Linked DNA regions of Homo sapiens: all the other regions are linked to region 3. A link is a contact called in ENCODE Hi-C or POLR2A ChIA-PET data. All regions are on one chromosome and are shown on one strand. The core of a region is the stretch at or near the end of the contact, and the rest is flanking DNA. Distances in the headings are between cores, read along the strand shown.

The links. Hi-C counts contacts between places; a loop is a spot of excess contacts on that map. ChIA-PET counts read pairs that join two places held with the same protein, here RNA polymerase II (POLR2A). Pooled maps may share reads with other maps.
Region 1: a map with no recorded cell type shows a loop between it and region 3 (10-fold over the local background). The contact joins the enhancer-like site here to the promoter of LINC02453 in region 3. A Hi-C loop is called at or near these places in 1 of 168 maps with a recorded cell type or tissue (sigmoid colon), 1 of 37 single-sample maps with no recorded cell type and 2 of 50 pooled maps.
Region 2: a loop to region 3 is called in a map with no recorded cell type, with 10 times the contacts of the local background. The contact joins the promoter of ATP2B1 here to the promoter of LINC02453 in region 3. A Hi-C loop is called at or near these places in 2 of 37 single-sample maps with no recorded cell type and 6 of 50 pooled maps.
Region 4: a loop to region 3 is called in a map of CD4-positive, alpha-beta memory T cell, with 10 times the contacts of the local background. The contact joins the promoter of UBE2N here to the promoter of LINC02453 in region 3. A Hi-C loop is called at or near these places in 1 of 168 maps with a recorded cell type or tissue (CD4-positive, alpha-beta memory T cell), 1 of 37 single-sample maps with no recorded cell type and 8 of 50 pooled maps.
Region 5: a pooled map shows a loop between it and region 3 (13-fold over the local background). The contact joins the promoter of LINC02404 here to the promoter of LINC02453 in region 3. A Hi-C loop is called at or near these places in 2 of 50 pooled maps. POLR2A ChIA-PET finds 5 or more read pairs at or near these places in 2 of 52 experiments (activated CD8-positive, alpha-beta memory T cell and activated naive CD4-positive, alpha-beta T cell).
Region 6: a map of OCI-LY7 shows a loop between it and region 3 (10-fold over the local background). The contact joins the promoter of BTG1-DT here to the promoter of LINC02453 in region 3. A Hi-C loop is called at or near these places in 1 of 168 maps with a recorded cell type or tissue (OCI-LY7), 1 of 37 single-sample maps with no recorded cell type and 8 of 50 pooled maps. POLR2A ChIA-PET finds 5 or more read pairs at or near these places in 1 of 52 experiments (naive thymus-derived CD8-positive, alpha-beta T cell).

What each region holds. Positions count from the first base shown.
Region 1 is chr12:92,551,779-92,554,927 of GRCh38, reverse strand. No RefSeq gene overlaps it. Among named protein-coding and RNA genes, the nearest start is that of LINC02397, 87 kb to the right of the region's middle. RefSeq lists enhancers at 1,288-1,477, 2,607-3,046. Within about 2 kb of position 1,412, at least 19 of the 41 ENCODE cell types and tissues checked have a DNase peak (open chromatin) inside an H3K27ac peak, as active enhancers do; they include sigmoid colon, where a contact is called at or near this core.
Region 2 is chr12:89,707,111-89,710,106 of GRCh38, reverse strand. It overlaps ATP2B1 (ATPase plasma membrane Ca2+ transporting 1), which reads left to right and starts at 1,269. Exons shown (of 21, transcript NM_001366521.1): 1 at 1,269-1,511. ATP2B1-AS1 (ATP2B1 antisense RNA 1) reads right to left here and starts at 1,152. Exons shown (of 1, transcript NR_028138.1): 1 at 1-1,152. RefSeq lists silencers at 31-580, 601-1,620, 1,771-2,000 and enhancers at 2,191-2,290, 2,301-2,390.
Region 3 is chr12:98,502,524-98,505,675 of GRCh38, reverse strand. LINC02453 (long intergenic non-protein coding RNA 2453) reads left to right here and starts at 1,821. Exons shown (of 4, transcript NR_038383.1): 1 at 1,821-1,916; 2 at 3,064-3,093. It overlaps TRD-GTC1-1 (tRNA-Asp (anticodon GTC) 1-1), which reads right to left and starts at 2,173; the gene lies at 2,102-2,173. It overlaps TRW-CCA4-1 (tRNA-Trp (anticodon CCA) 4-1), which reads right to left and starts at 1,424; the gene lies at 1,353-1,424. RefSeq lists enhancers at 1,464-1,763, 1,774-2,083.
Region 4 is chr12:93,440,684-93,443,637 of GRCh38, reverse strand. UBE2N (ubiquitin conjugating enzyme E2 N) reads left to right here and starts at 1,691. Exons shown (of 4, transcript NM_003348.4): 1 at 1,691-1,783. The coding sequence starts at 1,754. RefSeq lists silencers at 1,286-1,745, 1,826-2,035, 2,186-2,325, 2,356-2,475 and an enhancer at 1,156-1,793.
Region 5 is chr12:91,873,744-91,876,871 of GRCh38, reverse strand. LINC02404 (long intergenic non-protein coding RNA 2404) reads right to left here and starts at 1,569. Exons shown (of 3, transcript XR_945201.2): 1 at 1,468-1,569.
Region 6 is chr12:92,144,797-92,147,617 of GRCh38, reverse strand. It overlaps BTG1-DT (BTG1 divergent transcript), which reads right to left and starts at 1,533. Exons shown (of 3, transcript NR_135036.1): 1 at 1,375-1,533; 2 at 856-956. It overlaps BTG1 (BTG anti-proliferation factor 1), which reads left to right and starts at 1,772. Exons shown (of 2, transcript NM_001731.3): 1 at 1,772-2,230. The coding sequence starts at 2,083. RefSeq lists enhancers at 1,121-1,420, 2,255-2,791, 2,751-2,800 and a silencer at 2,011-2,330.

The sequences.
Region 1 (3,149 bases), core at 163-2,662, 6.0 Mb after region 3:
CCGGGAGTGTGGTTTATTCAGCAGAGGCATAATTTCTCACTTCTATACTTTGCTATTTACAGCACACCATTTTTATAAACACAGCATTTAGGCCAGAAAAGGAAGTCCATTTGGCCTATACAGCTCTTATATCAAGAGAAAAATTTCTCCCAAATTTTCTCATCATTCTGAATGAACTAAGGTCCTCAAAAAGTGCACACTCAGTTCTCTTGTTGGAGACAAGATTTATAAACAGTTTATGCACCACACATTTAGTTTTGCCACAGTGGCAGCAGCAGGATAAATAAAACTAGGCCTTTTTGTTCAGTGATTTAAAATGTAAGAAAATGAATGTGCACTTGCATTGTTATAGGGGAGGAAGGAGAACGTCATTCCTGAAGAGTGCTGAGCAAAGTTTCATTTCCTAAGCTCAAATCCCTTTGCTCCTCTTTTGGAAAGCCCATAACTCCCCTTGGGAGATATAATTTTTCTTGTGGAGTAAGGAAAAAGAACTAAGACTTACTCTCATTAGAGAAGCTGGAAGTCTTGGTTCCTGGTTTTCATTATTTTGGGTTTCTGTTTGAAGATGTGTAATCTTGGAAAACATTTAATGGTGACCTTGGGACTTTCTGCTTGAAGTTTTCAAATGATCCAGATGACCATGTGAGACAGAAATCCTCTCTTTAAGGAGCATTTTAGGAAGACAATAGGACTTAATGTCAGAGCCTGGGAGTTGAGTCTTGTCACCATTATACTTATTGTGTGGGTTTTAGCAAGTCACAGAAGTCATCCTACAGGACGGTGAAGAGCCGATGAATCTGGTGTTTGGTGATTGCCAGGCACTTTGACAATAGTGATTATTGATCATTGTTCTGATTATCATCGTTTTTACTCTCCTGGTAGATTTATTCTTTGGGGGAACTTGTTTTCCCCAACAGACTTACTTATTTGAGGTTTTTGTACCATTCTTATTTTGGAGGAGAATGTTCTAGTTACTGAATTCAATATAACAAACATTTAAATTTTAAAATAAAGAAGATTACGTATTAGAAGGGGTTAACAAGATAGGTTGGTATTAACTTAATCTCACATAAATTGAGGAAAGAAGCAGGAAGAAAGTGCATGCCATGAGTTAACAAAGACTATGTAGCATGAATTCTGTCAGGGAGAACCATGGAAAAGACTCCGTGGGGAAGTGGTGGCAGAGAAAAGAGCTCTGTTACCTGCACAGGGGTGAGACAGGCTGGAAAGGCCCTGGCCAGGAAGTAGACCGACCTCCTGTGAAGGGGCAGGCACAGGACACGTAGGGGTCAGGCAGGAAGTCCAGACCAGCACGTACAATATGCCTCTGGTAAGTGTGGCAGTGGCCAGCATGGGATTTTCCAGCATAGCTGTCAGCATCAGAGACCGAGAGCAGAAGGAAGGGCAAGTTTCCACAAGCCCAGTGACAGGAGCACGGGAGTGAGTGATAATAACAGCTTCTGGCAGCCAGGCAGTAGCTAATCAGGACCAGAAAATCTGGCATGAGTAGCAGGGTCTCAGAAAGCTCCCCCACCACTATCTTCTACCCCTACACACACACACACACACACACACACACACACACACACACACGTCTCCACTCTCTCTTCTGTTATAACTATTTATTGAGCAAAGGCTCTAAAATCAGAATGCCTGTTTGAGTTCTGGTTCCACCATGGAATGGCTGTGTGTCCTTGGAAGAGTTCCTCAAACCCTCTGTAGCATGGGTCTGCTGACTATGTAGGGCTCTCCAGCATCGCCGTGTTGTGAACGGGAGGGGTAATCATGTGTAGGAGTTGTGTGCCAGAGTCTGGCCCATAATACATGCTCAACAAATAGGTTGAACAGGAATGAAACTAAGAGATCAGTCTTAGAGCCAAATCTGGGCTCACACATGAGAATCAAGATGGCTCTCACAACAGAGATGTAACGTGGAGCAATGGCAAGCCTTGGCTAGTCGTGGATCTCAGAGGGTGGAGTTGGTTACCTTGACATCTCTTTTGTCTGAATTGGGGTTCATTCTATAGATTGGCATAGGGTTGGGCTTCAGATGAGGGTCAAGGAGAGGGATGCAGCATCTAGAGGCCTGGCAGGTACACAGTCCCATAGCGGGTAGGAGTGCAACAGAACAGCATTCTGGGGTGGTGGCAGGGGCTGCAACAGGGTAAAAAACACATAGGCAGGCTGGAAAGTCAGATGATAAAGGCTGAGGAGTGAGTGGGTCACTAGAAGGTAAAAACAGCCATCCAATCATCTCCAAGAAGTCCTGAGGTCAAATTCCAGAGAGTTGGAGGTTGGCCAAAAAGATAAGCAGGATTGAGTGAGGACTCTTGGGAAGCAGGCAGACTTGAGTAGGCTGTTGGTTTAGAAATAGATGGTGGTAGTGAGGGAGAAATTAAATAAACAAGCATGATTTGTGGTACAAGTTACAGAAGAGAAAGGAAGACAGGGATCAAGTGCTGGTGTGGAGTTATTTATGGAATGAAGGAATAATGATTCTTTGATCACATTAGTAGTTAATGTTTGAGTATAGATAGGTGGAGGAAGGTTGCAGGAGGGAGGAAGTGTTCCTCTCCCAAAAAGGGAGGGTGAAGATCTAGAGAAATAAAGAGGTAGAAAAGGGAGAAATGAGGAAGGCTTTCTCTGATGGCCTCATTCTCAGTGAAGAATGACACAAAGTCATTCTGGAGGGGGCAGGGGAGGTGCAAGGTGGAGGCCTGAGGAAAAGGTGTCAGATAGTGACTGTGGGGAATTTTTGAGGGAGCTAACTGGAGATGAATCATTCCATGGTCATGATTTCTGCATATCTGGAATGCACCTACTCCAGGCTCAGGCTCAAATGGAAACTGAAAATTGCCCCAACTAATGGCCTGACATAGCAAAACCAAGCTCATCCTCCCCCACTCCAGCTCAGACAAATCACATGCATTGCTTGTCCCCATTTCCTGCCATAAGCTGTCCCCTTAACACTATTCTGTTGGTCTCACTCCCACTTCACCCTAGACAGGGCTCTCAGAGATTGCCCAGGCAACCTGGAGTCCTGTGATCTTTTCTTAGTCACTTTTCTGGCCATCTTTGGGGAATAAACAACAACACTTCTTTTTGAAATGTTCTTCTTCCTTACCCTCTCTCCCTACATTTTGTGTGAC
Region 2 (2,996 bases), core at 20-2,519, 8.8 Mb after region 3:
GCACTTTTTCCTCCGGTGCGTGCGTCACGGCCCGGGACAGGCGTCGAGTCCGGTTTGGAGTGGGGGCAGAGACGCGGCGAGGAGCCGCTCAAATGTCCGCTGACTGGGGGTTCGCCTTAATCTGTCCTCGCCAGGAGCGCTCGCCCTCGCCCTCCCGCTGGCTCGCTCCTGGGCCCTGGAGGGGCATGGGCCCGGGGGCGGTTCGGGAGGGGCCCCAGGTGAAGGGCGCCCGCACTTCTCCTGCGGCAATCATCGCTCTCCTGCCTCCACACGTCGCGGCAGCGGCCCGGCCCCGCGCCGAAACAGCAGCTGTGACTGACGGAGTCACCTCCCCGCGCGCCTGGCCACCCCCTCCTCCCCCGCCGCTCCCTCCTGCACCAACACGTCATGGAAACACGGACGTCAGAGCCTCTCAGCCAATCGCAGGCTGCGGCAGGAGGGAAGGGGCGCGCTGGAGGGGGCGGGGGCAGCGGCAAGCCAAGGCGCTCAGGGGAAGGAAGAAAGGGAGGGGCGTGCGGAGGCGCAAGTCCCCACCTCCGCCCCTCACTCCGGCCACCCTTTCCCGACCGCGCGGCAAGTTCTAATCGCCAGGCGCGCGCTCGCCAGCCGAGGGCGCGCTCGCCGGGTCCTCCCCTTAAACGCCCTCCCAGTGCCGCTCAGCTCCCAGTCCCGGTCCGAGCCGCGGTTCCTCCGCGCGCGCGCGCGCGCACTCGCCCGCCCCCAGGCTCCCCGCGGATCGCGTCACGTGACCGCGCTCAGCCAAGGCGGCAGCGGCGGCGGCGCGAGCTTCGGCGGCGGTGGCGGCTGTGGCAGCGGGAGCAGCTGCGCCGCCAGCGTGGAGCGGGAGGCGTGTGGGTGTGGAGAAAAGGGAGCGCCAGACCGGAACGGGTGAGCGTTCTCCTCCCCCTGCCTACCCCGGCAATCTTGCAGGCCACCCGGTGCAGACGGGGTCCCTGCCCGGAGCTGCGCGCAGCCCCCTCGTGCTCGGCCGTCCGCTCTCCGGTGCCCGCGGGCCCCGCCCCGAGTGGGGCGGGCTGCGGCGCTCACGGAGGTGGCTGCACCCCGCCCGCGGCTGCTGTTGCGGACGGCGGCGTGAGGCCGGCTGAGCTGCCCGTGCCGAGCGAGCGCGGCGCGCCCTGTGTGCCGCTCTGCGGAGCCGAGGAGGCGGGTCCTGCGGGGACGCGGGCGGCCACTCGGTGGCTGCCGGGCTCTGGGCGGGGACGGCCGGGCGCCGCCTCCTCCTCCTTCGCTGCCGCCGCCGCCTCCTCGCAGTGCAGCGTGAGTAGGGAGCCCCGGCTGGTGGACGCCGAGCCTCTCGGCTCCTTGGCCGCCCCATCCCCGAGGTGCAGCTGCACCTCCGCGTGGCGCCCCGAGCCCTGCGAGCCGGCTGCGGACGCGCTGAGGACGGAGCCCCCATCCTCTGCGTTTCCCGCTGCCCCTTAACGCCCCGCGACCCTCCCGCAGCCTGCCTTTCCTTCCCCCTCGGAAAATGGTTCCCACTGCCGGGCGAGGTGAGTGGCGGCCGCCGCCCGCCCGCGGCCGGGGGCGGCGGGGCAGGTCACCTGCGGGGGAGGCCAGGCGGAGCACGGAGGTCGGGCGTCGCGGCGGGGATCCTGATAGCTGGGTGCGCAGCGGGTTGCGCCGGATTCGGGAGAAGCTGACGGGGGCGGTCGGGGCCCCTCGCAGGTTGCCTCTTGCCGGGAGATTGTGAAGGTGAGCGGGCTTCTCGCCGTGCACCTCAGCGCCGGGTCAGTCTGGGAGTCGCTGCTCCGGGCCCGAGGGATGGGGCTTGTTGGGGCTTCTGGTCTACACCCGCAGGTCTTCGGCTTCACGAAGCCGCCTCGGCCGCGCCACAGCCCATCCCGCCACCGGTCGCCCCCGCCACGGCGCGTGGTGACCTTGAGGGCACCGTGCCCGGCACTCCCTCTCCCCGCGCCCCGGGAGGGTCACCCCTCTAATCCTTGGCCTCGGCCCCCCAGACGCACTGCGGGAGGGGAGCGGGGGCCCCTGGTCGGCCCCTGGCCCTGGTGGTTGATTGTTGGCGTGTCAGGACGGTGATTCCTCGGGAGTTGGAGAGCCGCCTGGTCTTTCTCCTCACGCCTTCCGTCTGGCCCCCCAGGATGTTCACAGTTGTTTCCGATTCGTGTTTATTCACTTAGTTTAAGAGAAAAAAGCCTGCGCCCCCACCTCCCTTTTTGAGGAAGGAGTCTGTAGGAGGACCGCGTTCCAGTGGCAGGGGTGTGGGGTGGGGGCTGTGCTCTCTTTATCCCATCCTGCGGGAGAATCCTGTGGCTAAGCTGGTTAGCGACCCCTGGTTCTGCGCCGCGGTCACCAGCCAGGTTGGTCTCTGTGCGCATTTCATTCACCAGTTTTCTGCGGGACTCGCAGCGCTGGGAGTGCTCGCACCCTGTGCGCTGCTTGGCTCGGAGGGGAGGGCAGGGCGTCCGGGTGGGTTAAAGGGGTCTGCAGGTACTTGGAGGGCTCGACCCTCCTCGACAGGCTGATATTTACCTTTTCTTTGGGTTAGAGCGCTGCAGACAGCCACCTTTCGCTTCTGTGCCCGCTACTTTTCTTGGTTTATTAATAATCTAATGGCTTCTGTTGGTATCGATTGCTGTTCGTGATAAATTAGCTACATAGATTTTTTTCATACGTGTGTAGGTATATGCATATATCTGAACTTGTCTGCCTGTCAACATGGAAGCCTTTGTTGTGTTTAACCTCCCCCACCTGAGGACAGTCTTATTTTAAAATAAGGCTTTTGTTCAGCGTGGGTGTATTTTATAATAAGAAGTACTTGTAAGGGCCTGGTTTGTATGAGGCTCTCATCTGGCAGAGGGTGTGTAACCCTTTGGATGGTGGCCCACGTGAGTGAATGGAGGGCCTTCACCACTTGCCCCGATGCCAGCCTTCCCGAGACTCCCTGTCCTTGTGTGTGGCAGGGGTGGATTGGGGGAATTAAGAGGGATTGGAGGAGAATCTGCTTTTTGTACTTG
Region 3 (3,152 bases), core at 572-3,071:
TTAGCACAGTATCAGGCTCATCAGAGTTGACAGTCCATAAATACCCGTTGAAATGGATGATCTAATTTTAATCCAAACAGGAGAGGGAAGAACAAACCACACCATGTGCAAATATAATTTCCAGGTATACTGCTACATTAGGTTGAATCAAAAGAAATTAGTGTTTGGTATTTTCAAAATACTAAGCAGAAAACCTCAGGAATTTTACAAAACATATCATCAAAATCTAAAACTATTAATTTCTCATAGTCTTGCTATTCATTTTCTGTTCAACAAATATTTGACACTTACGTGTAGGGCACTATTTAGTACTAAGAGTCCTGGAGCTTGCAAATGTGAACGAGCAAGCTTTGCTTCCTGCTATTAAAGAGATTAATAGTCAAAAGTGGTGACTAGTCATCACTCGCATAATCGGTGAAAACATAAAAGGCGCCCAGTCCAACAGCTTTTCCCACATTCCTCCCCGCCACCCACCTCCAGAAGGAGTCTTGCTTGGTCACCCAGGCTCACTGCAACCTCCGCCTCCCGGGTTCAATCAATTCTTCTGCCTCAGCCTCCGGAGTAGCTGGGATTACAGGTGCACCCCACCATGCCCAGCTAATTTTTGTATTTTCAGTAGAAATGGGGTTTCACCATGTTGGTCAGGCTGGTCTTGAACTCCTGACCTCGTGATCCACCCACTTTGGCCTTCCAAAGTGCTAGGATTACAGGTGTAAGCCACTGAGCCTGGCAGTCACACATTCTTTCAACTGTTTGTTTCCACCTTTATTATAAAGTATTTATAAAGAGGGATCCAGAGTCCCTCACCTGGTTCAGAATCTTGGGTGACCCTTGGCAGGTCACTAACCCTGTGAGCCACAGCCACATTTGTAAAAGTGGGATAATAGTCACACATTGTGAGGTTGTTCACAGTGTTGGCACATGGTAAGGGCTAAGACACTTGATTAGCATAATATTCAAAATTAGAAATTGTACACTATTGTACTCTCTTTCAAAAGGCAAACAGCCTAAAACTGTTTGGAAAAAACAGCTTGTACAGTATATTGTACACTTCCTGTGATAGACTAGTGGACTGATACACCCACTAATGCACAGCAGTAATAGTCCACCTCTTTACACATTATGCATGTTAAGTGACAAAAAAACTCACTTTAAAAGGCCAAATGATAAAAACATCAGCCTTGAGGCTCTTCGATATAGAGTAAATCATATCTTCCTGCAAACCAAGGATTAGTATCATAATACCTGAAAGAGGAAAACTTAATTCTAACATTCAAGAAAATTGGCGGCAGGAATACACCTCGGCTTCTAGTAGTCGGTAGTTTAAAATACAGGAGGAAAAAAAAAAAGTTTGACCCCGACGTGATTCGAACACGCAGCCTTCTGATCTGGAGTCAGACGCGCTACCGTTGCGCCACGAGGTCCTGCTGGGCTGTGGCTCGCGCAGTTTCTTAGGACACCAGTAAATGGCGTTTCTTCCAGGGGTACCAGTCTTTCTCTTCCATTTACTCTCTGCCCCTCCACCCAGTATCTGTCGGACCAGGAGACCGATTCCTTCAGCGTCCAAACTTTCCTGACTGCTAGTCCTCTAACCAAGGCTGGGACGTAACCAGCGGAAGCGGGAGAACGGGGCTTCCCGTTTAGTCGGGTCTCCAGGATCAAAGGAAATTGGCCCTTCCTTTTCTTTACCAAATGATTTCCGTTCTTACCCGCCCTGCCCCCGCCCCGTTAGTCGCGAGACTCCGCCCTCTCTCCCCTCCCCCAACAGGTTCCGCGCGCTGAGTTCGCGACCTCGAGTTGTAATCTGGCGGGGCGCCACTAAGCCGGCGCAGGCCTTCGCAAGATGGCGGCTGGAGGCAAGGGCAGAGGCCTTCAGAGCGTTTTCTTTTTCCCTTTCCTCCCTTCCTGCAAACAATGTAAGGCATTTTCTCTCAGGGGAGGCTTTCACTTCATGGTGGGCATTAAGGTTAAAAGTCACCATTTTGAAGACAGGGTTGTGCACTTAAGGGAGCTGGTTTAGCATATTATGTTTAACAGCAGTGTCCTGTCATTGAATGATACAGAAAATAATAACTGTCGCCAAAAAAGTGCAGCTACACACCTCCCCGTCGGGGAATTGAACCCCGGTCTCCCGCGTGACAGGCGGGGATACTAACCACTATACTAACGAGGAGTCGTTAGGCTGTGTATTTTCTCAGACAGCCCTTCAAGGAGCAGTAAGATCCTTCCAGCGCTCCGTAACCTTCCGCCTGCCCCCGGGAAGTACGAAAGTCCGGTCTCTTGGAGCCGCTGCTTAGGCTTATTGTCCTCTCTGGGCGCTTTGTATTCTTGATGTTGGTGGGAAGAATAAAAGGTGTGGAATATGTGAAGGAAACGCGCTTCCCATGTTAGTGCTAGAGAAGTGTGTGAAAATAGTTTTTCCGAGGCTCTTGACGCGTTCTAAATGATTTAGGTTGCCGTCCTGAGTTTTTTTTTTTTAACTGACCACTGGTATGTGACTTGCGGCTGAGCCTTCCCCTTACAAATTTATACTTTCACTCTGAAGTTCAAGTTCAAGGATAGCATATGGCTGCCAGATGTCGGGGACAGTTAGGGTTGCCACGGTCTCGTGCCTCTTCAAACAATTCATAAGTCTTTTTTTTTTGAGAGGAAGTCTCGCTCTGTCCCCTAGGCTGGAGTGCAGTGTTGCGATCTGGGCTCACTACAACCTCCACCTCCAAGGCTCAAGTGATTCTCCCGCCTCAGCCTCTCGAGTGGCTGGGATTACAGGCGCGCACCACCATGCCTGGCTAATTTTTGTATTTTACTAGAGACGCGGGGTGTGTGTGTGTGTGTGGGGGGGGGGAGGGTTCACCATGTTGGCCAGACTGGTCTCGAACTCGTGACCTTTAGTGATCCACCTGCCTCGGCCTCCCAAAGTGCTGGGATTTACAGGCGTGAGCCACCGCGCCCGGCCAATTCACACACTTTTGTAACACAAAAGCGCCCAATGAAATGACCAGCTGCGGGCAAATGAAATTTTATCAAAATTTTATCAGCCGACTTCTGTTTCGCTCTCTGTAGGTGGCTACAGTTTAACTGGAAGTGACAAACGTAAGTATGTGAATGGCTAAATAATAATGCGTTTAAATAATTCAAAACCAGGATGTGCC
Region 4 (2,954 bases), core at 442-2,941, 5.1 Mb after region 3:
ACCAGCATGAATTATCCTGGGTCCTCTATAAAATATTCTGAAAAGTATCTTTGTCCAGTTTCATTTACTTTTGCAGATTCTTCTAGTCACAGAACCACCTATTGCAGACTTCTGGTTATTTGAAATTCTCATTATTACCTCTGAACCTTGGCTTCTCATCTAAAACGTTCTGTTAATAATAGAGACTACTTCATCTGTTTCATAATTGAATGATGTATTAAATTTATTAACCATTTAGCATCGTGCCAGCACAAAATATTTCTTATTGTTCTTAGTAGGTTTCTTGTATTCAGAGTTCCAGTTTCTTTAGTGCACTATTTTTTCTCTCTCATAGCTCAATGCCATTTCACAGGCCATTTCCTATGCTTGGCATACTCTTCCCTACAAGGTCAGGTAGGTTCTTACTCATCATTGAGGACTTCACTTATTTAAGAAGGCTTCCCTGAGTTCTCAAGCAGTTAATGCCTCTCTGCTAAAATAGCACCTTGGAGGAACCTGTATTACAGACAGCCCTTAACACATTGGATTGTAACTAATTGTTTACTGGTCTCTCTTCTCCATTGGAATCTAAGTTCCTGGAAGGCACGGTCAGTCTTGTCTTCATTTATTCACCATCTACTGTCTGTTAGTGTGCTAGGAAACACTGTGGTTAAGTAGTTAAGGGCCAGGTCTTGGCGGATCTGCCTGGGGACAAAACAGCTCCTTGGAAAAGGTTAACTATCTAAGCCTCATTTGTAAAATGGAAACAACACCTCCTCACGATTGCTGTGAAGATGAAGTAAAGTGCTTGCAAACAGTCCATCACACAGCAAACCATCCGTCATCAGGATAAAACGCTTCCCCAACAATTCAATTTTCGGGCACCCCCACTCTAATTCTCTCATAGGACCTCGCACTCTATAGGTAATCTCTGCTTTACGGATTACTCTGGGTTCTTTAAACCTCTCCTTGGTCATTCGTCCTGTTAACAATTCTGAGTCTCAACCTTTAGGTCTAGGCGTTCAGAACCATTCTTCCCGCCTCCAACTCGCTCCAAACCCTTTTCCTTCAGCCTACCCTGGGCCTAGGGGCGTGTCAGAGGTCCGATTTATACAATTTAAACATCAAAACTCCCCCAACAGCGTGTGAGTAACTGGAGAGACCCCCAGTCAGAGCTTTGCCACCGAGTTTCGGTCTTGCCCTCCCTTTGAGGAAGGAGCAAGACGATGAGCCCCACCTCAGTCGTTCACTGCAGAGCCAGCAGGGAACGCGCGCAATGCAGGCTGAGCTGAAAGAACGAACGCGTGAGCTGAAAGAACGAACGCGTGAATGAATGAATGGGATACGTCGTAGGCCAGGCCTCTGTTACGTCGTCCACCGGCGCGGGCGTGGCCACGGTTAAGAGAGACGCGCGCGCAGTCGCGCGCGGGTCGTGCCGTACCACCGTCGCGGGCAGGCTCGGCCACGAGCGCCAGAGCCCCGCGCCTCCCCTCGCGGCCTGTCCCAAGTCCCTGCCCCGCAACAGAGCGTCACTTCCGCCATCCCCGGCAGCGGTTGGGGCGGGGCGCACGGGGGAGGGGGCCAGGTCGGAGGGAAGCCCGCCCGTGCCCGAGCCCGCGCCCGAGCAGGGACTACATTTCCCGAGGGGCCTCGGCGGCGGCTGCGGCGACGGGCGCGGCAACGTCCCCCGGAAGTGGAGCCCGGGACTTCCACTCGTGCGTGAGGCGAGAGGAGCCGGAGACGAGACCAGAGGCCGAACTCGGGTTCTGACAAGATGGCCGGGCTGCCCCGCAGGATCATCAAGGTAACCGCCCAGGCCGGCCTCCAGCTCTTCGCTCTGCTCTCGTCGGCTCAGCTGGGCAGGCAGCGCGGCCTCTCGCCTCCTTCGGCCCGCGGCCCGCTCTGGGAGGCCCGAGGCGGCGCGGAGAGGGGTTGGCCGCGGCGGCGAGGGAAGTCGGGTGCTGAGGAGGGGGCGCCGGGGAGACTTCCGGCCGCGGCGGGGCAGCCGGACAGCGGGGACCCGGGGCTTCCAGGCGGCTGCCCGGCGGGCCAGGGAGTGCTGTCCCACGCCCCGGCGGAGGGTGGGGCGGCAAGGCTGGGGGTCTCTGGGCTTGGGCGCGGGCCTCCATAGCTTCTGAGACCACCCCCCCGCCGGAGGCCGCGGGCGCGCGGGAATCGCGGCGGGGCTCGGGCGCCTGGTGGGGATTGTGGCCCGACAAGGTCCCTCGGCAGCCAAGCCCCTCTTCTCCGCCCCGACGGGGCCGCGGAGGTGCGGCAACCGCGGGTGCAGAATGAATGAACCGGGAGGGTCAGGCCGGGCGGGGCCCTGCGCCCCGGGAAGTGGCTCTGGGAGGCCCGCGCGTCCTGCCGCGGTCAGCACATGCTCGCCCCTGGTTGCCGCGGCTGCCTGGGTCCCGGGACGTGGGGGCCCCGCGCCCCGCTGCCCTTGCTTCCGCGATCTCTCTCTTCTGAATACGTTTCCGCTCGTTTATCTCTGCGAAGTGATTTTACTCTGGTTGGCAAACTCTTTCAGAGCTGTTCCGAGGAAATAGTTTTAACACAAGGCTGGGGGAGGGCCGCAGTTATGGGGGATTCTCTTTCTCTCTCCTCTTCTCTCCTCTCCTCTCTTTTTCGTAGATATGAGGCCTCGCTATAGTGCCCAGGCGGCTTCCAAAACTCCTGGCTTCAGAGATCTTCCTACCTTGGCCTCTGTGGGGGATCTCGTGAAATCTTTTGCCCCTCAATTTTGTGCGTTTTAATTATTAATTGGCTGTTTATGAATACTGTGTTTTGACAAGTATGTATGGAACCATGACATTTTCGATTCTTTGATTTTGTAAAGTCTTAAGGAAATATCGACAAGTCTTCAGACGTGAGATATTCCTTGTCATCACAACAACTAAACCTTAAATTTTTGTGTCGGTTTTTATGAAGGAAATTAGTTGCACATTTATGTGACTAAATGCGCCAGTTAA
Region 5 (3,128 bases), core at 320-2,819, 6.6 Mb after region 3:
TCAGAGAGATGCTCCATCCTGTGGACCATCATCTCTTTGTCTCTGAGAAGCCCCCAACAGACCAGATTCTGTTTCTTATGTGACACAGGTCGTATTTTGCCTTGCAGTTATTTTTTCTGTGCAAATCCTATTCCACTTATTTGAGATAGGAAACATGCCCTACTCATCTTCTTATTGTCCATTACAGCTTTCAGAGGCTCTGAAAAATAAATATTTGTTAACTTAAATAAATTCCAGAAGCATTCTAATGAAAAACAGTATGTGTATTAACCCAGTAGCTATTTACTGAGTGGCTACTATGTTGTAAGCATAATTATATCCTAGTTCAAAGTGACTTGAGCATGAATATTATGAGTTTCTGCTTTCAACTCATTTATATGCTATTAAGAGAAATAGAGAGAGGAAGGAAGGGAGAGAAAGAACAGGGTATGGTGGAAATCTAGAGCAGGGAGGAATAAACTTTGCCTGGGGCAATTGGTCAAGTCTTCCAGGAGAGGAAGAGTTGATCTGGGTTCTGAAGGATGGGTAATACTCAACAGGCAGTTAATGGGAGTGTAAATTACTTCAACCATTGAAAAAATTAGCATGGTGATTCCTCAAAGAGCTAAAAACAGAACTACCATTTGACCCAGTAATCCCATTACTGGCTATATATCCAGAGGAATATAAATCATTCTGCCTTGAAGACCCATGCACGTGAATGTTCATTGCAGCACTATTGACAATAGCAAAGGCATGGGATCAGCCTAAATGCCCATCAGTGACAGATTGGATAAAGAAAATGTGATACATATACACCATTGAATACTATGCAGCCATAAAAACGAATGAGATCATGTCTTTTGCAGGAACATGAATGGAGCTGGAGGCCATTATCCTTAGCAAACTAATGCAGGAACAGAAAATCAAATACCATATGTTTCACTTATAAGTAGGAGCTAAATGATGAGAACTCATGGACGTACAAAGAAGGAAACAACAGACACTGAGGCCTACTTGCGGGTTGAGGGTGAGAGGTGGGAGAAGAGCAGAGAAAATAACTATTGCATACTAGGCTTAGTATCTGGGTGAGAAAATAATCTGCAAAACAAACTCCTGTGACACAAGTTTACCTATATAACAAACCTGCACATGTACTCCTGAACCTAAAATAAAAGTTAAAAAATAATCAAATGGCAGAAAAGATAATAAGGACATTACAGGCAAAGTGAGTAGTTCTTGCAGAACAAAATTTATGGAAGGAATGTTTTAATTAGGAAACTAAGAAAAGTTCAGAGTGACTGGAACATTGAGAGAAATAGGGAGAGAAGGGGCATATTCATTTTTGACTGCTGCATAATGAGTGATCACAAACTTGGTAGCTCAAAACAACACTGTATTAGTTAGGGTTTTCTAGAGGGACAGAACTAACGAGAGAGAGAGAGAGAGATAGATAGATAAAGGGGAGTTTATTAAGTATTAACTCACACTATCACAAGGTCCTACAATAGGCATCTGTAAGCTGAGGAGCAAGGAGAGCCAGTCCAAGTCCCAAAACAAGAACCTGGAGTCCAGTGTTTGAGGGCAGGAAGCATCCAGCATGGGAGAAAGATGTAGGCTGGGAGGCTAGGCCAGTCTTTTCACGTTTTTCTGCCTGCTTTATATTCCAGCTGGGCTGGTGGCTGATTAGATGGTGTCCACTCAGATTAAGGGCGGGTCTGCCTTTCTCAGCCCACTGACTCAAATGTTAATCTCCTTTGGCAACACCCTGATAGACACACCCAGGATCAATACTTTGCATCCTTCAGTCCAATCTAGTTGACACTCAGTATTAATCATCACAAACACGTAGGTATTATCTGAAGACTTTTATGGGTCTGGGTATGGGTTAACTGGGTCCTCTGTTCATAGTCTCATTGGGCTGAAATCATGGAGTTGGCTGGGGTTATAATCTCGTTTGAGGCTCAGGGACCTCTTTCAAGCTCACATGGTGATTGGCAGAATTCAGTTATCTGAAGCTGTGCAATTGGGAAAATTATTTCTAACTAGCTGTTAACTGGAGACCCCTCTAAGTCCTAGAAGTCACCCACACAGCCCCTCCATAGGCCCTGTCAGAACATGCCAGTTTGCTTCATTCTGAGGCCAACAGAAGAGCTTCCCTATCCCATTTCCGCTTCCCTTAAAGCACTCATCTGATTAGGTCATGCCCACCCAGGATCATCCCCCCTTTTGATGAACTCAAAGTCACATGATTAGTAGTCAGTGATATCCCACCATATTCACTTACTCTGCCCACATTCAAGGGGAGGACATTATAACAGGTTGGGGACTCCAGGAGTCAGAATCTTAGAGCTCTTTCTATCACAATCGAAGTAGGAAAAAGCTGAAGGAATCCAAAATTTGAACTTTCTGTAGGCCCTGTCACTATCCATCTAGTTTTGAGTCCCTTCATTGATATACACTTTTATCTATAAAACCTTCATAGAGATGGTCTCAGTCTAAATAAATAATATAACTAACAGAATTCTGCACACTGCTTTGCACATATATCTATGGTATGAAGTTTCTTCATACCAAAGCCACTCTGAGGAATTCACACTATTCTTCAGGGTGAAGAATGGAAAGTTTGTTAACATTGTTAAGAAGGGAGGGAACATGATCAGATTTGCTTTTTGCACTGGGCCAGGATGATGAGCAATCTGGCCTCAAACTCACTACTAATTTGTATTTTAATTACCCTAATACAACACATGACTAAGAATTTGATAATACTTAGTTTTTATGATGGAAAATTTTGAACATATCAAAATAAACAGAATGATATATTTCCCCATGTCCTGACCTTGGTTTTGGTAGTTATCAACTATCAATGTCATGTTTGTTTCACCTTTCCTCTTTTCCCATTTTCTCCTATTTTATTAATATTTGTTTCTTTAGTTGTTTTTGAGGCAAGATTTATATATATTCAATTACTGTACAATTTTGACCAATGCATACACTCATGTAACCCACACACCTATCAAGATAAAAAGTATTTTTTATTACTTTTATTACTCAGAAAGTTTTCCCATATCTCTTCCAAGTCAACCCCTCCCACTCTGCTAAGAGGCAGCCACTGTTTTTGTTTTCTGGTTTTTGTTTTTTGCCAC
Region 6 (2,821 bases), core at 284-2,783, 6.4 Mb after region 3:
ACTCAGTGACACATTAACGACAATGTAAGTGAAAGCAGGGAACTAAGGGTGGGTCAGGTTAGGTGGGAGACCAGGAGTTGTTATTCTAGTGTTATGGTAATTTCATGAATTTACTTTTGCTTCTCGATCTTCTTTTTGAGTAGTAAAAGAGGTTTCATGCCTCCAGTGAAATTACTATTTTTAAGCAGAGTTCTATCTGAAAAGTTCTATAAGAAAAAAAAAAACCACTCTTTAATTTTTTCACATGTAACTACTTAGTTATGTGTACTAATGAAAAAATAATCTAGAAGTTATTTTTTCAAATCGAGTTTTACATATTTTTTAAACAATAAAACGTTTTCTCCTGTTTTATAATGTCATTATTTTTGCTTCATTTCTATATCCTTTAGCTCAGTATTAAAAAGAAAAAAAAAACACTCAAAGTGGTGTGTTTTGCAATATTGATGATCAACTAAGGTCGGGATATTTATTTCCATCTGGTAGAGTTCAACTTCTGCCTCCTGTTTGCTTTCTCCATCTGCCTGCCTCCCTTCATCTTTCTTTTTTTCTTTTCCCCCTTCTCCTTAATGGAGTTGGGGTTAACCCTGTCTTAGGCCTAATCGTTTTAGCAGGCTCCCGCCTTCCTGTTACACTGGTTTTTAAGGTTGTTTTTTTTTTTTTTTGGTAGGGTTTCAAATAAACTTGAATGTCTACACTTAATACTTTCACAAGCTTCAAATTCTTTTTATTTTATTTTTATAAAGAGCAGGACTCAGGCTAGGACGGCATTTGGACTAGGTAAAAAAGAAAATCTTCAGTTTTGTGCACACAAGTTTTAAAATACATTGTACAGATTTTTTTTTTTTGGATACACACCACTCTTTACAGGATCCGCGTTATATCTGCTTTCAGTAACTGGCTCTCCTGTCCGCATCCAGTAAGGTTTCCACTCTTCTCTCCGTTGACTGCTGAAGTTACTGAAACAGCAACCACAAATGGCCTTACTAACCTACTTATTTTGCAATTAAACTTTTAAAAGATATCCCCCTACTCCTCCCCTAGGGTGGAACAGAAATGGCTCCGCGGCGTTGGCAGCTCGTCTGCGAGGGGACCCTGGCTCCCCGAGGCTGCAGTCCTTTTTCTTGGACAGAACGCCCCGCAGGACCGTTCCCTCCACTTTCCCCCGCACTAAGGCAGCGCACCGCCAGCACACACAGCGCTGGCGCCCGCATCGCGCCGCACCACACGCGTCTCCGGCTTGAGGAGCCAGTCACCGAGACCCGGAGCGGGAACGAGATGTAAACACGGAGTGGGGACATGCAGCCCGATCTGAGAAGGCGGCGTGAAGAGTAGACACAGCCTGCGCCAGGCGGTTCTTATTTACCCAGCACTTACACTCCAGGGCAAGCGGGCCCAGGCAGCGCACTCTTGGAGAAGGATGCACTGGCGCAGAGCCTGGACCTGCTGAAGCGGGAAGGAGGAGCTAGGGCTGGGGGCGGAGCTTTCACACGCGCACCCTCTGTTCCCTCCCTCCCTCCCTCGACACAAGCAACTGGGTCTCCAGCCGCCACTCCGGGTTTATTTGTTTACAAGCGGATTACGTCAGCTCCTCCCTCTCTTCCCTATCTCTGGACCCGCCTCCTGAACTCTTTTCCCGCCCCTTTCGGCTCCGAACCGGCTTGCGTCACAATGGTGCGATATTCGGATTGGCTGGAGTCGGCCATCACGCTCCAGCTACGCCACTTCCTTTTCGTGGCACTATAAAGGGTGCTGCACGGCGCTTGCATCTCTTCGCCTCTCGGAGCTGGAAATGCAGCTATTGAGATCTTCGAATGCTGCGGAGCTGGAGGCGGAGGCAGCTGGGGAGGTCCGAGCGATGTGACCAGGCCGCCATCGCTCGTCTCTTCCTCTCTCCTGCCGCCTCCTGTCTCGAAAATAACTTTTTTAGTCTAAAGAAAGAAAGACAAAAGTAGTCGTCCGCCCCTCACGCCCTCTCTTCCTCTCAGCCTTCCGCCCGGTGAGGAAGCCCGGGGTGGCTGCTCCGCCGTCGGGGCCGCGCCGCCGAGCCCCAGCCGCCCCGGGCCGCCCCCGCACGCCGCCCCCATGCATCCCTTCTACACCCGGGCCGCCACCATGATAGGCGAGATCGCCGCCGCCGTGTCCTTCATCTCCAAGTTTCTCCGCACCAAGGGGCTCACGAGCGAGCGACAGCTGCAGACCTTCAGCCAGAGCCTGCAGGAGCTGCTGGCAGGTGAGCAGGGCGAGGGCGTCGGAGGGACGCGGGCCCCACATCCCTGGGTCAGAGTCCGGCCGTCGGGGCTGCGGGAACCTCGGCAGCGCCCCGGGGCCGGTCGCGCTTGGGCCCCGCCGCGGGACCGGTGTGGTTGCGCTGGGTGGCCGCTAACAGCGGTTCCCCGCGAGGCTTTAGGGGCTGGACGGAGGGCGCCCCCTTCCCCCCAGCTGGCAAAACGGAGAGGAGAAGACAACACGCACAACAAAGAAACTTAAGCCCACCGAGGCGGGAGCTGCGGTCCGAGGACCGTCGGCGGATTTGGGGACAAAGGAGCCGTGGGGCTGGGGTGGGTTCGACGTCCCCTTTCCTCAGCCCCCTCCAACCGTTGCGTGGTCGGCGGCCCAGCCCCGGGGTGGGAAGCTGCGCCGCTGCCCCGGAGCCAGCTCAGAACGGACGTGCCGTCTCCCCGCGCCTCCTGCCCCTGCCCATTAATCATCGGATTTGTCACCGGCACAATTAACAGCCCTGCCCAGAGCGTGGTTTAGGGTTGCTTGTTTTTCTTCCCTTCGGGGTTAACAGTCCGGTGGCGCTTCTCATCTCCAAAGCCAT